Linked DNA regions of Homo sapiens: region 1 is linked to region 2. A link is an interaction called in ENCODE POLR2A ChIA-PET data of the cell type or tissue named here. Cell type or tissue: CD4-positive, alpha-beta T cell. All regions are shown on one strand. Links, peaks and the distances in the headings refer to the core of each region. The heading gives the core; the rest is flanking DNA.

Evidence for each region. Peaks named below come from ENCODE experiments on the same cell type or tissue, not always from the same donor. Only the 100,000 strongest peaks of a DNase experiment are listed, where the experiment ranks them.
Region 1: POLR2A ChIA-PET joins it to region 2 with 11 read pairs; 2 of 35 experiments call an interaction of 5 or more read pairs at or near these places.

The regions. Positions count from the first base shown.
Region 1 is chr4:23,888,075-23,893,074 of GRCh38, forward strand. PPARGC1A (PPARG coactivator 1 alpha) reads right to left here and starts at 1,973. Exons shown (of 13, transcript NM_013261.5): 1 at 1,830-1,973. The coding sequence starts at 1,883. In CD4-positive, alpha-beta T cell, for the core only: no CTCF peak of the experiment used is centred there; a DNase peak (open chromatin) is centred at 2,007; H3K4me3 peaks cover 385 bases.
Region 2 is chr4:23,381,580-23,393,485 of GRCh38, forward strand. All of the region lies in intron 17 of LOC105374524 (a long non-coding RNA gene), which reads left to right. It overlaps LOC105374523 (a long non-coding RNA gene), which reads right to left. Exons shown (of 4, transcript XR_925461.2): 2 at 11,396-11,568. Among named protein-coding and RNA genes, the nearest start is that of PPARGC1A-AS1, 380 kb to the right of the region's middle. In CD4-positive, alpha-beta T cell, for the core only: no CTCF peak of the experiment used is centred there; no DNase peak of the experiment used is centred there.

The DNA of each region.
Region 1 (5,000 bases), core at 1-5,000, 500 kb after region 2:
TGATTCAAAAAATGAAAACTGCCAACGCTACCTGCTGCTCGTAATATTTTATACAGGCGGAGGTGATTCCCAGAGCCGCTGCCATGTAGGCAAAGCTTCTAGCAGCTAGCTGCCTATAGTGCAACAGAGAAGTGACTGGCCAATCTCAGCCGACTGGCGACTCTATCCATGGCTGGACAAGTAGCCAAGACCTTTCCTCCTTAAGAAAAAAATTTAAAGGCCACTATTCTAAATGCTTCTGATGTTTATTTGAAAATGACTGCAGGAATTCCAATGATTAAAATAAATCTTCCTTATTTCCATATGATCTAGTTCCTCAATCAACTCCTAACAGCATCAGGAATAATACATGATGGAAAAATGAAACTACAGCAGCTGAGACCCACAGTGCCAGCCAGACAACCACCCACAGGACACTCCGGCTACTCAAAGGCAATTAGGACTTTGAAGCCACTTATAACCCTGACTCATAATGGCTACAGGGCATATGAATTATCCATATCTATTCCGCCTTACCAAGAAATCAGAACAAGATAACAATTACAATCCACAAATACGATCTACCAAGGCAAGGGAGGGCAAATGGAGCCAACATTTGCAAACCCAGCAAAGAGTTAAGAATCCCGGGCATGCCTCGCTAGATAGGAAAAATGCATTCACAGACGGCCTTGGCCAAATTATTTTCACTTTAGATGTGTATCGCTGCACCACATGGACATCTTATTTAATCAAATCACGTGTGGGCTTGATCCTCCCCCTTACCCTACGTGCCCCCAGCTACCCAGAGGAAACACTCGCAGTCTTTTGCCAGATTCATTGTTAGCAGCTGGGATCCTCCATGCAATTCAATTCGAGTCCATCTCACCAGAGTCCACAGAAAGTTTTGCTTGTTTCCCAAGTTGCCCAAACTTTCCTTCCGAGAGCATTCCATTGTGCTGAATGCAAACACGCCGAGGTCCTCCGTCCCCCCACTAGACTCCAGAGATTACGAGGAAACTGCTTGCGTTATTTTCCCCCCTGTATGAATTGTAGCCAGCAGAGACTGTGGAATTGATGTATTGCTGTCTATTTTTACACTAGCAGCGAGCAGCTCCACACACAGTCCTGCATAAACTCTATTCTCTCTCAGCTTCAGGCAGCTCTCCGTGGTACAGGAAGATTTAACCATTGGCTTCCCTGCCACCGACGCGAACGGAAAACCTTGCACTGCCAGGCGTTTCTTTTTATTCGCTGGCCAAATCTTTCAACCACGTATAGGAGTTTTAAAGGAAGCAGCATCGTTGTTTTGTGTTCTGTGGGAAAAGCAATCTAAAATAGCCCAGCAGGATTATTTAGGATTTTGTAAGTTCTCTGTCTGATGAACAGAGAGAGAGGGGGGAAAAATCCGGACTAGAGTCAAAACGGACTATATTTGAACACATCCATTTTAATATTTTTATCTTCGTCTTATTATAAATAGAAATGGCATTTTTCCAACCAGGCCACTAAACACCACTGGAAAGACTTCAGCTTCTGATTCATATCAATATCTTAGAGCATAAATATTGCATATGAGTAGAAACAGTGCCAAAGTCACATGGAAAGAGTTTCTAACTGCAACAGATACTGATGACAGCAGCTAAGCTTTGATTTGCTCAAGCCATCTCAGAGCCACCTTAAAATAGCAAACTTATTGGAGTTAAGATAAGATTGAGATTCTTCTAAAAGCTCCTGCCTGGACTACTTTCCTGGCTCCTCTCTTTGCCCAAGCCCATCCCCCCTTACAGGAATAATAGCATCTGAGGGAAGCGTCAGTTGTGGCTGCAGCGCCGAGCCCTGCCCCAGCTCACCTCGATGTCACTCCATACAGACTCAGAGTCCTGGTTGCACATGTCCCACGCCATCCAGCTCCTGAATGACGCCAGTCAAGCTTTTTCAACTCCAATCCACAGTGACACAGAGCACACACTCATGCAGGCAACCAGCCCCTTACTGAGAGTGAACTGAAGGCACCTGTCTTACTACAGTCCCCAGTCACATGACAAAGCTATTAAAAAGTAGGCTGGGCTGTCACTCACCCAGCCTCCCTTCCCCTGTGCAGCTTGCTGCTCTAACTCGTGACGTCACTCAAAGGCAGCCCTCTGCTTCAGTGAAGTAACGCTTTAAAAAAAAAAAAAAAGAAAGAAAAAGAAAAGAAAGAAAGAAAGGAAACACTTAGACTTTTGGAGGCTTCAAGCATCATGCTGTGATTAAAGCCAGCTTTGAATGCCACAGACTCTAAACGGAGCCCTGGCCATATAATAACCAAAATCCCCTGCAATCTTTTTTTAATTTATTTTCCTTCCAAAACAAGCAAGTGGCAAAGCTCCCTGTTTCATGACAGAGTAACTATATTCTTAGCTAAAACGTGTATTCCCTAAGAACTCTTTAATTCTAAGATCTCCAAGTGGACTCAAGCTCAGTTTGGGACTAAAGCAAGAGCTTATCACATGATGCATTTTTATGAGACATTTTCTCATTGAGGGAGTGTTTGAAAGCGCAAACGGGGCTTTTTTTTTTTTTTTTTTTTTTTTTGCTTGTTTAATCAACAAAATAGCCTGTATGTGTTAAGGTATAAACAAACTCCTCCACCCAGAATTCGGCTGCCCCCATGGCAGTAGGGAATACCAGCTCCCGAAGAGTTGCTGCAGTTTTCTTTGCTCCATATAAGGAGAACAAGCCACAAAACCCCATCCTTTCAGCTTCCTTCTAATTATTTCCATTTCTCTCATAGGCTCCCAGAAAACAAGTGTTAGTAAATACAGTCGCTGCTGCTCTGCTCAGATCAGCTTTGATTCCCGGCTCCTATTTTTCATACATGTAGCGTTTCCTCCCTAACTGCCTTAGGGTGCCTTTTTGAATAAACATTGAATTCCAACCCTAGTGCCCTGGGTTGTGTAGTTTGCGTTTTGAAATCAAGAATGTCTGTGAACTGAGGGAAAAATACCAACACACTATTAGCAGAAATATTCAATTCCTGAGCTTTACTTTCTATTATTTTTCAGCTTGTACCTTGAGACAATGAGGGCTAATGCAGGTAGGTGCAACTGTTTTATGATGACACTACATATTGAATACATAACAAACTCAAGGTACTGGACACAGTGGAAAAACACTTCCTGTAACATGACAGTGGTCTGACTTAACCCTTCCAAGTTCCCAGGAGATGTACACGTGTATGTATCTGTGTGAATAAACATGTTTTCATAAAATGTTAAACCCAATATACTTTTAGAATCAGCTCAATTCTTTTACTTGATAATAATTTACCTGAAAACAATCCCCCAGTTACCTAAATATAATTTGTAAAGCATTATTCTACTGAGGTTAATTTACACTGTTCTTCATTGTCCATCTCCTTAAACAGAAAAACATGGTTATTTGCCCTAACACATATTTTAAATATTAAATTGCTCAAATATTAAAGTGAAAGAAAGAACAAAAGAAACAAAATACCAGCAGACTGCTGCTTCTTTCAGACCATACATATTATAAGAGATTTGTGTGCTGTGAGAGCTGCAACAAGTTGCTAGTAAATTCCCAAATAATGTAAGGAAGTTGACAGTTTATCATTACTGGGCATAAAAAGGTGGCCAAGAGCTTTGACATTTTAAGTTTGCTGAATACAGTTCACCAGCACATTTTCCCTTTTATAAACAGCAGAAAATTACTGTAGTTTTAATTTTCTAATGAAAGAACAGGAAAATACAACCTCGGGAATGCTTTTATACAAGCAATTAGTGGCATTACTCTGCACTCCCCACAAAGAAACACTAATTTTCTTCCCAATTATATTCTGATTTAATGTAAAACTTCAGTAAATTATTAAAATTCAGGACAAAGGTCATTGGCTCTGCCCTCAAGGATCAACTGTGAAATAATATTGGTCACCTGGCCAAGAAGAGTCAATGTTTATTAATTATTATCATGTGATTCTTCCATTGTGATATTCACTGATACCTTTATTTGTGTTTATCCAATGCTAGATATTCATCATATTTTTAAAACCTATTCACATCTTTTAGAGATGTTCTTTACATTAGAACAGGCTCGTTATAATTTTTGATATTCTAACCTGCCCAGATTGTATTGTTAGGGTTTTCTTATTTTTTGCCATCTAATTCTACTTCTAAAAAATCAAATCAGCACATGCACTGAAACCAGAAGTGATTTCAAATACACTTGTGTTTTCTTCACTCTCACTATCACAAAGAGGATGGAATTCAGAAGTAACAACATTTAAAAGACTCATAAACTACAGTATATTGCATTTCCCCCTCAAATTTCTATTACTGGACAAATCAAAATTAAATAGATTCCTAGGACAAATTAGAGTGCTTTCCACGATATTTTTTTTTTGTCTTAAAACTACAACTGTAATGAGAGGGATGTTTTAGAGGTTTTATAATTTTGTTAATTAACTCTTCAGATTAAATTTTTTCTTCAGTCCAGTTTTTTTTTTTTTCTTTTCTCAGGAGAACTTAAATGGTTCATTGCTCACCAACCTTGGTTTTTTTCTGGTTCCCCGGGCCATTTCTCTATTTAATTCTCTCTCTGCTTTGACTATTTCTCTTACTCTCTACCCACAGCCCTCCTTTCACCCCTTCGTCAACTCTGTCTCCAAAATTCCCAAATATCTGGTTTCAGACAACAAGGATCTATTGAAACCTTACTGTGTGCACAGCCATGTATCACAAGGACTGCCAAGAAAGCATATGACATGGACACAAGAGAGCTTACAATTTTAGGGGGATGACAACCCTTAAAAATGGGGAATAATTTGGTATGAAAAACCAACGTCACTTGGATCAACACCCAGATTCCTCTTCTACTGCTTAAAACACACCCTGGTGAGATACAAGTTCCTTTCATTGACCACTGCAGTTCACACCCAAATCAAACCCATTTTTTCTCAACAATAGAAAGAGGTATTTATTAACATCTGCTGAGTGCCCCCAATGTTGCATATCTACACAAAGCCT
Region 2 (11,906 bases), core at 2,931-7,930:
TAGGCTTGTCTTTAGTGTGTTGCAGTTTGAAAATAACAATAAAGTGTCTATATATGAATCTTTTTCTTTTTTAAGTCTTGGTTGAGATGTGTTTTTTCCCTGAAATGGAAGATCACTGGTTTTCATCACTTCAAGAACATTTTCAGCCATTATCTCTTTTCATTTGGGCCTTTGTCTCATTTCCTCCATATGCTGCTTCTGCAATTCTAAATTTTTTAAAATTTCTTTACTTTTCTATGCTGTGTTATTTATTCAGGCACATTTTCAAGTTATCTAATTGTTTATTAGGATTTGGCCAATCATATATAGTAAATTAATTTGCCCTGTGTGTTACAGATATTATTCCCCAGTCCTGTTTTCTTTTTTCTTCATTCATAGTAATTTTCATATAGGTGAATTTATTATTAATTTATTTCATGGTGTCAGTGGGTTTTTTTCTTTTAAAAGTGAATTACACAATTCAGGCTTATATAATAAATATTCTGCTATGTTTAAATGTTTATTTCATTTTATCCTTGTATATTCCAACTACATAGATTTCAATTTGGATTAAAGAAAGAATACTATAGAAAACTAGTTTTGTGTTTGTTTCTAAATGGCAAAAGCATTTTGAAAGTATAAATGTCTTTACTGGATTAGTGGACTGCAAGCTCCTTCAGGGAGGCCACTCCACCTCCTCATCATTAAACACACGGAACTAACTTCAGTGACTAACAATTAGAAGTTGCTCTACATATACTTTGAAGTTATTTTATAAACAAATTAGCAACCTTCAAAAATGTGCAAATTAATACATTATATTTAAATTTCTGACTTCAGAAATTTTATGTAAAAATGTAATACAGCCTAAACTATGTATAAATTATACATAAATACATATCTTTTATGTTAACGTATAGCAAATGTTTACATATTTATGTAACATTAAGAATTCTTTTATATTATTTTATTATTCTCTTTATAGTCTTACTAAATAGTATATTAAATTATAATTTTTATAAATGCATCCATTTTATTAAGTTCATTTACCATATTTAATTTAACTTATTATTTGATGTTGGCAATTTAGATAGTTTCTGATTATTTTCATTATAGTAGGTTATACTTCAGAAACGTATTTGTGTAGCTAGCAATGTGTATGTGCTGTGGCATGACTGATTGCACAGTAGGAACTTTGTACAAGGTGTATGTTCAAACCTAACTTCACTTCTACTTACTGGCAAATTACTTGACCACTCTGGGCTTCACTGGGCCAAGCTCACAGGGTTTTCACTGGGATTAAGTCGAAAAGAGTATGTGGACTTCACCCAGTGTAAACTCAACAAATGCCAATTGACTATACCCTCCCTAAGACTTTCTCTTTATAATAAAGATATATCAGTAGAATTATTTAGTCAAAGACTATGGGCAGCTAATGGCTATTGCTAAGTATGTAACTGATAGCCACTGCCTGAATGAATGACTCATGACTATTTAGTCTAGAGCAGTAGAGTAAACATGAGCATCACTTACATCACATAAACAGCACAACCTACAAAGAATGTCCCCCCAGTTTATAGATAAGGAAGTGAAGCACAGAGAGGTAAGTGGTTTTCTAAAACCACACAGCTGAAAAATGGCAGTCAAATGACAGACTTGTATCCAGGCTTTCTAACTCCAGTGATTGTGTACTATGATGCCTGAAACTTTTAAAATCATGTCCCTGATACTAATTACTTTCTATTTCATGACACATTTTAATAAAGTTTCTTAATTTAAAATTGCACAAGATTTAGGGCAGCCTTTATTTTCTTTAGTAGTCATTTTCCACTTAGTCATACAGTACTTCAGTGTTAGTGATTTCACAAATGTATATATATGCCTCCTCTGCTTATTTTAAGCTTCTTTAAGAGTTAGACTAACTTCACATACTTCTTTTTAATTCTCTATAATATCTCCATAGTGGCTAATTGGTAAATACTTATTGCTTGATGTTTAGACAGTCTAAATATTTCATTTCTCTGTGAAATATTCTTCTTATAATAAGCCAATAGAAAATTAAAGTTGTCATAAGAAAACAAATCTAAAGAGAAAAAGAAATGTGTCCAAAGGTCATGTTTGATGCATGCTAGATGTGTTCTAGACCAGTATCTTCAACAATTTTTTGTGAAAATAATCCTATTACAGTTTCCTGAAGATCTTTGAATAGAAGAGTATCAACACTAGAATCTTCCTAGCTAGTAATCTTGCCAGTCTTGCATGTGGGTGGGAAATAACCAACCAGCTTGAATGCAGGTAACAGTTTATAATCTAAGAGACTATCTCAAACTGCCTTGGAAACCTAGTCTAAAATTAGCACCATGCCAAACATGGTGGATGTTTGTATTATTGTTTCTGATTTGAGAGATGAAAACATAACTCCAAACTCAAGAGGCAGCAGGAAATATGGACAGAAATTCAAACCAATTTTGATGATTGCATTTGCCACCAACAAGCTGAATAAACTAAGCTGCTTTCCTGATACATGGAGCTTCAGTAAAAGGTACAGATAAATAACTCCCTTAACTTCACAGGGATGCTGTAAAGATTAATGTGATAATATATTATCATTGACCCTGTAATAGGCGCCTAGGAAATTATGTTCTTGCCATGATTAAAAGATTACTTATGAGGAGCACCTACTTTCTATTCCTTCTATAGCCATCTGGGTTTTGAGGGCATCCAATTATTACAAATATAAATTGAGATATGTTTAAAGATATAAAGTATAGATATTGTTTGTTCTTCAGATCAGTAATTATATATTATACTGCTGCTACTGTAACTAAACTATAAAATCATACTAATACATTTGTGTGAATTAACAAATAAAACATTAAGTAAATCAATTATTGTTATTTATTATATTGAACTTCAAAATAGACTAACTTTCCTTAAGATGCAGTTAGAAAAATTATCGGCAAGGCAAAAATTGCCTAATAAATTTTATTTTTACATATGGAGAAAATCTTTTCTCCATCAAATAGTCTTATTTCGTTCAATGAACTTGAAGAGTAAAACCATCACTTAAAAGTGAATTAAATGGTAGTCATAAAATTTTCTCCAAATCTGCCAAATAAATGACCACATGAAAAGAACTACAGGATACATTTATGAGTCAGTAAATTTAATACTGTCATTGAGAAAATATGGATATATAATGTTGATCTACTCCCAAAGCATATATTTTAGAAACTTTGTGGGTTAATTTCAGTGCCTGCTCCAAGAGGAGTTGCATTTATGCCCATAATGTATAACATAGTTATTATAAGTACTGAGAAATATTTTTTTCCCTGAAAGCCAATCTACTGAGTCATCTAGGCTGGTCTGAAGTACTCAGATCTGCATACTGTTTCCTTCCAGTTAGTGGAAGAGCAGCCAGACTCTCAATGCCATTCCCTCCAGCTCTGTCACTCACTCTGAAGTTGAGAGGGAAGATGAAGCCAGGCTGACTCCGGTCAGCAGTGCAATGGTGAGGTTCACCAACATCATTGTTCATCGCATCTTGACTGAGAGACACAGGGGAAAAAAAACAGATCCAAAGCCTTCCCATGCGACAAGCAAAGCAAGCAAAAACAATTTTAATGATGGAAAATATTTACTTCATTTTTTTTCTTTTTGCTTAATCAGATCTATTAACACAATTCAAAGATAAGAGACAATGAAGGGTTAAGACAAAAAACCCATCTGTTGGACCATGCAAGTTGCCACCTTTGATGGGCAGAAGCTCTGTGCATATCCTCAATTATTTTCAAGTGAATGACTAAGAGCATAATGGAGAGATATATGACTTTATTTACAAGGCAATGGGCACTTTCATCTGACGCTAGGGTACTATTACATGATATGCATATTCAACTCAATGGGATTTTATCATATGTATTTTGATGGGAAAGAAAGAGAAAAAGAAGGTAAAGGAAAGAAAAGAAGTAGAAAAGAAGACTTATCCATTAAATTGATACTGATATTCAGCTTGTACAGTCGTTCAGTGTGCAAATATTCCAGAACTAGAATAAATTGCACAAATTGGGAGCCCAGAATCTGCCTTCTGCCGGCATCTTGGTTGCCATATGCCTCAAAAAGCCTTAGCAGCTCATCCCGTTAAATGTGTTTAAAGACCTCATTTTTGGATCAACATAGCCTATGTGAAGAAGCCAACTCCTTTATCAGGGGTTCAGCTGAATATACAGTGATCAATTCCAATGCTGGAGGAAACACTGACTTTGCTCAATTTGGTGAGAGAAGGTCTCTTACATGGCACCCACCAAAGGGAGTTCCAAGGGTAATTTCAAAATATCCAATTTTCTTCTTGTTTATGCTCTGACTTTATAAACTAACCTTCATGTGAGGGGCACCTTCATTTTATTTCCAAGTGTTCTCAGTTAATACAGCCTTTTTGCAGAAGATGGTAGCCCAACAACAGCTCATAAATGAGAAAGAGCTGTGAAGGTAACAGATGCAAAGCTGTATGCAGAATAAGGCATGGAGCAAAAGGAAAAGGGTGCAAGAGAAAGAAAAAGCAAAACCAAAAAGTGGAAAGCATAAAAAGGGAAGCCAACAGTAAAAATGGGCACATGGATTGAATTTTGTAGGCCTTCCAGTACCCTTGACCCATGTAGAATTGTTCAAAATATACACTTTATTTGTGTCTGTGATTGTACTTTAATGTCTGAACTTGCCATACTCAAGTTGACCTGAGGTTTGAAATACTAGCCTTTCATTAATCTAATTGTACTCCCAATATTTAAATAATTGTTGAAGGAATTCATAAGTTCTCCCATGTTGAATCACTCTTTGACTAAAGGAATTCATTAGGTTTTTCTTTCTTTCGGCTTCTCTTAATGAAGTTATATTGGAAATAAAAGTTCATTTATGAATAGGAAGAGGTAGAAAAATTATGTGGAATTGGACAGCACATAAAGATAGAGATCAGAAAGTCTTATTTTTCAAAATTATTTTGAAGATTTTCATAATGTTTTATTCATTATAGTAATTTTTTTTATTTACCATACACTGGCCCACCTAAGCAACATCAACTGAGGACACAATGCTTGGCTGGATTCCCATGAGCGAACTTTTACTGGATAACAAATGCTTATTTTAAAGACTGATGCAACTCTTTATCCGTTAACCTAATGCAAATTGAAACGTTAGTAGGTATCCAGGAATAAGCTAGGTAGAGTCGAAACATATAAGAAAAATAAACAACACATTTTCTTTACCCTAAGAATATCCATTATTGTCTGGGGCAAACCAAGTGAAGATAGAAGAAACAGAAAATAGAAGATTACTATCACATTGCTGTATTATGCCTTTCTTGCGACGAGTGCTATCGGACTTCAGAAATGGGAGATTAACATGTAGGCTCCAAGGGCCAGAATCAACTTCATGAAAAAGGTGGAATTTTAATTGGGCATTGAATAACGGGTAGAATGCGACTAATCAGTGAAATGAATACAGGGGCTTTCCAGACTGAAGAAAATGTCTTAACAGAAAGCACAGAATGGTTATAGGCAGTGTTTGGAGAGAGTGGGAAATGGACAGCAGAGCTGGCAGACATGGGGAGGAGGTTCAGGTTTGAGGGTACCCAAAAGGAACTGTGAACAGTTTTATTTGTGGCAAGATACAACTTGCTGTGGCTATAGTTTCTTTTTATATCCAAATAAAATACCATGATCCAATCTCAGCTGTGAGAAAGCCTGCACCCTTCTCCATTTCCTGAGGGTTCCAGGGCAGGAGTGCTGATGTTCTCCTGCACCTACCTCTGCCATCCTCTCCATCTTACTTCTGCTTCTCCTTCCACATCTTTCCTTTTACAATACCTATTTACTTCTACATCTCCTGAACCTTCTAGGTACTACCTGGCTCTGTGCATAGACGCAGCCTGTCCCCTTCATTGCTGGAACCACCACTAATTCAAAGTGGTGCAGAATATAATATTCTATAAGGTACAGAATATTACATTCTAACTGAAGATTAGGGGAATTATACAGAGGTATTGGGGGGATATTACAGCAAAATGGCAAACAGCCTAGGATTGATAAATATGACTATTAAAATTTTTTAGCCATCTCTATCCCAAGACATTTTTTAGAAAGCCTTATTCTTGCTCAGAATCCAGCTGGCCACAATTTCCTGATGTCTCTGTGTGTCTGTGAGTGTGAGTGTTTGTATATAATGTGTTTGTCTCAATTTCCATATTCTCCTATTTCTAGAATACACCACTACTTCTACCCCTAAAACCAGCAAGGCTCAAAGGCAAACTTCTTGACACTTGATACTTCAGAGTAATTTTGTTCTTCTGTCTCCACTTCCACCCTGGACCAGTCTTGGGGACCTAATTTTGAATAATCTAAAAATTTCATCAGTGTGTTTTCCTAAACAAAAGAGCATCTACTCCAGAGATGAATTCTGCTATTCTCCTATAATGCAGAAAACAGCTGCAGCCATTTCTATATTTTAGTGATTTCTTTTTCTTGCCTGTTACATATTATTTAAGCTTGATTAGCTAAGCAAATCACTCAGGTTCAGGAGCAAGGAAGAGGCATAACAAAGAAAATTTTTTTAGGACGGCAAAGCTCATATGAAGAAGGCTCTGGACAGTGCTTGGTTAATACTTGGGGAAAAAACAAAACGACCTTCCCTTTGTTTTGTTTTGTTTTTTTGTCTTTCGCCATATTCAACAAAATAAACTCTAGCAAATAAAAAGAAAATCACTATATGAAAGCAAGGCGATAGCACTGAAAGTGCGGAGTGGGAAAAACTGGCTACGTAGATAGCATAGTTCTATTATTTTCACAAAATATTTTGCCCTTCACTGGTGACCCTTTGCATCTGTTGCATGTGGTGCTGAGCCAGGGACATTACGAGAGTCAATGGGGATAAAGTAACAGACTCCAGTTCCCTAATGGGAGAGAAGCCCTCATTTATGCTGTTGTAAGTGTGCATTCTGAAGACTTACAAAACCATTTAGATTTTTTGAAGCTTTTAGATTTCCCTGAAAATCACCAAACCGCCATCTTAATTTGTGCAATTAGTCTGTGTTTAGGAAGTGTGTTGACAGCAGTCTTTTTGAAAAGGGAGGTATGTGTGAGTAAATAGTTCAATTTGTCCTTTACAGGTCCTGGGAAGAACATTCAACTGTGAGGCTCGTTTGACAGAAGCTGTATTTAGGGTGTTTTCCCTGAATGCAGCTGCAAGATTAGAACCTGGATAAAAACCCAGGAGTATAAAATGTTCAACTGCCAGCAGGCACCATACCTAGGCAGGGTCAAGGCCCCAGACAAATGACACTGTGCCAGGTCCATCTGCCCCTCTCTTAGTCACTTGGATAAAATCTAGGTAAGATGAACTTTGCTGGCAGCCTTGATCAATGAAACTGGAGCACAAATATCACAATCTGTTATCAGTAGATAGAAGTGGTTTTGGGTCCAAGCCAATCTCCAAGGGGAGGACCTGAGATTCACAGGCTGGTGGTAATTTTTATGTCAGTGACCAGGTAGTTATGCCCTTTCCTTTTTCCCAAAGCTCTGAATCACAGAATCCACTAAGGGGCAGCTCTGTGGTCAAGAATGAACTTGGCACAAAACTTCGGCCACCTGTTATTCTCAAGGCACAGCCAAGGAGGCAAGATGTGGGCAAAGACTAGATGTCCCTTGCCATAATAAGACCTTTTCCTGCAGGCAGCCCTTGACTTTCCTCAACAGTGAGACTACAGCCAGCCTGCTTTGTCCATTTGTTAAAGCAAAGTATGAATTGCTACTCTTTATTGTCCTGAAAAGTCACTCTCTTTGGTAATGCCTATGTGTATCAGGTGCTTGGCTATGATTGAACAGCTTTTTCTGTAGAGAAGGAAGCACCACCTTGTATTCCCACTAAATGTCTTGGTCTGCCTCTGGTGCACACTATCCCATGATGGATGCATGTATAAATTCAAACTGCATGTCTTTTATGAGTTGCATGCTGTTTCTCCAGCCTTTTTTTTTTTATATAGCATCCTCCTGCTTGCAATGAAACAAGCGTATTGGGTTTTATATGGTTATTAAATTTCACATAAGACAAACTATACAAAGGCTTTTTATGTAGCTGTAGACCTCTTCACAATACCTTTTTTTTTTTCCTCTCACCACTGCCACACCCCCTAACTCCCCATTCTATTTTCTTCTTTTTTCCTCTGGTCTTGAAACTTCTTATTCAAAATATTCTGGAGACTTCCATTTTTCTTTTTCTGCCTGTTTCTTGCTTGCTTTTATGAATTCAATGTATGGGAATCATTCTTTTTAACTATGGAGGAGCACATGAATGAAGGTCTATAATGACAACATCTGTCTTTCCTAAACAGATGTTGGGATAATCCCTGATTGCACACTTAGTATTTAGGTCAGTATAACCCAACATTCACCCTGAGAGTGAGGGTCCTCTGGTGTTCCTAGGGCAAAGGCAGATATTTGATTATCTCAACTATACGTTATTCTTGATGGTAAACCTCATTTTTGAACACAAAGGTGCTAATCTACCATCTACTGTACAACAATATTTAGTTGTATGTATTATACTATAAATTAGGTAGCACACAAAGCCAGTGTCCACATTATGACATTTGTTTACAAAATAATATGCATAGATAGGTCCTATATTATCTTGAGGTATATTTCTTTATGCAATAAGTCCAGATAAACATTCCACTACATTACATGCTATCCTAATTCACAGTAGTCAAATATTCCCAAAGGCTTTTGGGGGTTTAAGTTAATCCATGGTTAATCATGACCTTCACATGAAAACTTGGCTCTAGTATTATTTCCCAAAGAAAACTACAATATACCAGCCATACTTTGCCAACACCAGAATGCTTACGACATGATGAACAAGTTGCACATATACCCTTACGAACAAGTCAAAGAGTTGTAATTCAGATGGCAGGCTGGGAATGTATTATTCTGAAGAATGTAATTCAAGATGCCTGGGAAATATGAAGCACGGGTCATCCCAAACTACACACTCAGGAAAAACAGCCTTTAGAGGGAAGCAATGCTTGAGCAGAAACCTGTATGAAAGGAGGGCACCAGACATGGAAATACCTAGGGAAGAGGACAAGAGGCATAAGGAACAGCAAACACAAAGTACCTTATATGAGAATGAGTGTGGAAACAGGAAGGAGGACCATGTGGCTAGAGCGGAGTCCGCTGGGGAGAAGGTGGAAGGAAATGAGGTCAGGAAAGTAGCCAAAGGCAAGATCAGGGTCTTGTAGACCTTTAAAAAACATCTTGAATCTTACTCTAAATGTGGAAAGCACAAGTAAATGAGAGCAAAGGAATGATAAATAAAGACCAAGATAATACAATAATTATGTTACAATGTAATGAGTAAGAGCTATTTAAAAATATAATCCCAGAAAAGAAAATGCCTAATATTTCTTAGGAAACCAAGGCAAGTAAAACTGGCTTTGATCTTGAAGTACTTGGCTGAGAAAGGGGAAAATGTGTTTCAGACTGAGGCAACAGTTATGTGCAGAGACAACAATACACATAAAAGTAGAGGAGGAAAAATTGCCGTAATATATTCAGACAACCCTTGAAATAGTCAATCTGGTTGGAGAATGGGAGGAAGTGGCATAAGGTAAGGTTAGTATCAGATCTTCAGTGTCCCTGTATGTCTCCCTAAGGAATCTGGACCTCAGGCAGCAGGCTAGGGAAACACTGAAATATTTTAAGCAAGGAAGTTATGCAGCATGATCATAGTTTTATTTTGGAATAATAAATCTGTCTGTAGTGTGAAGAATTAATTGAAGCACAGGGGACTATCTGAGGTCAGGACTACCAGCTGGATAACTTGAAATCTATTTGAGTAAGAAGAAATGAACTAGGGCAATGACAGTAAAGATAAATATATTGGAGGGTTATTTGGAAGGTATGGCCTCACAACTAGATGTGAGTGGTAAAACTGAAGGCTGTCAAGCATAATTTCTTGGCTCATGGTTTGAGGAATTGAGTCTATGGTGATATCATTACCCAATATAGAATGGAGGATCAGGTTTGAGCCTAGAGGTATTTTCAGATTTAATAAAAAATGTAATCTGTGAAATAGAGGAGATACTCAATGGAACAAAGACCTAGGGAAGGTAAGAGAAAACACAAATAAGAGCATAGGTCTAACAGCTTTGGCAAAGGATGAGGGACAGCTTATTAAGTAGAAAAATATGTAGTGGTTGATGAAAACCTGGGTAAATTCAGAAATGGAAGGGGAAAAAATGTTAAGGGAGTTCAGTCTGAATTACCCCTTTCTCTATGTGTGTGTATTTGGATGCATACACATATAAATATGTATGGTATGTGCATGTGTGTACATATGTATACATTATTAAGTGTAGATTATGTATACGTCAATATAATTATATAGACACACTAAGAGAAAAGGCTTTGTAGAAGATAAGTTAGATAAAACAGTTTCAAAAGGATGGATGACTTTGCACAGAACAAAAATAAAAAATGATGCTGAAATTTCAAGCCTAGATGGTTAAGTATGGTATCATCCTTTGAAGAAGCTGAGGAAACAATTTGGGTACCAGCTTATTGGTAGGAGAGGGTAAATTATTAATTTAATTTCAGACATGTTGAATTTGAGATGATGGTAAGTATTCAAAATATATATGTTCACTAAAAAATTGAAATTGCACTATTGGAGCATAAATGGGTAGTCTGAGCAAAGTGGATAAATTTGCAAAAAAGGTAATGGTTGAAGCTGTAAAGTTATATGGGTTATCAGAAGCAAAAAGAGAAAATGGTGAAGGAGAAACCCTTGGACAATTATCTCCCTTTAACAATTGCCTTCCTAGTCAGTGAGATGAAAAAGTCAAGAAGTTGGATATAACTTCTCCGGTGACTCCAAAGTCATTCGTCACCTCAGAGTCCTGAACTGGCTCTATGCTGGTTAATTACTTAAGGAAAAGTCTTCCTGAAGAAATCACTTAAGGAGGCAGGTGTCTTACACCAAATTAATTCCATACTGAGAATTGATGAAAACAGGATGGGGAATGCTTACTCACAGGAGAGTGTGTTAAGAATATCAGTAGGAGGGTCTATGCAGAACAACAAAAATAGGAAATGGAGAATAAGGCCATAAACATTGTAAATTGCTGAATTTTTCAAAAGGACAACAAAATACAAAAATGGCATTCTGTGGCAGAAGATACGTTATGTAAACATGAATGTTCACCTCCATCACGGACAGGGTAAATTAGCCATGCTAAAATGAATCATTTACACAGAGATTTCTCCAATATGAAGTTAAGTTTACAGATTGTAGATTCCAGAAAAAGACAACTAACCCATATTCCAGTAATGGTGACAACCACATTTTCTCCATTCATCGTCCTTACCCCAATGCCACCAAGTATCTGCCACGGTCTCCGGAAACACTGATCTGGCTTCTTGGAACATGAACTTGTCTGGGATAACTGCCCTTGCGAAAGAGGATTGGCTCATTCTCCAATTGGATGACTGCAGGGCCAGGACTGTGAAAATCTCATGTGTCCCATTAATTCTCTGAAATCTTTAAAAGGTTAGAAACATCAGAGTCTTGGAAATAAGTTAACATGCGACTGAAGAAAGTATACAGAACTTTTTGAAAGACAGTCCAGGTTACAGCTGCTGATGAAACCCCAATGCCATCAGTCACCAAAAATATCTCTGGCAGAGGCTGTGCAGAATATGAAACTGTGGAAAGCTAGATTCTTTTAAGCATACAGATAAAAATAATTAAAGTTTGGACTTTATTATTTCTGATCTTTAACTTGCAAAGTGTTATATCTATAGCTTTATTTCTCTTCATAAATTTATTAGTAGGATAGTTTATATTCAGATGGAAACATTTCTGTGTTTTACATGTTG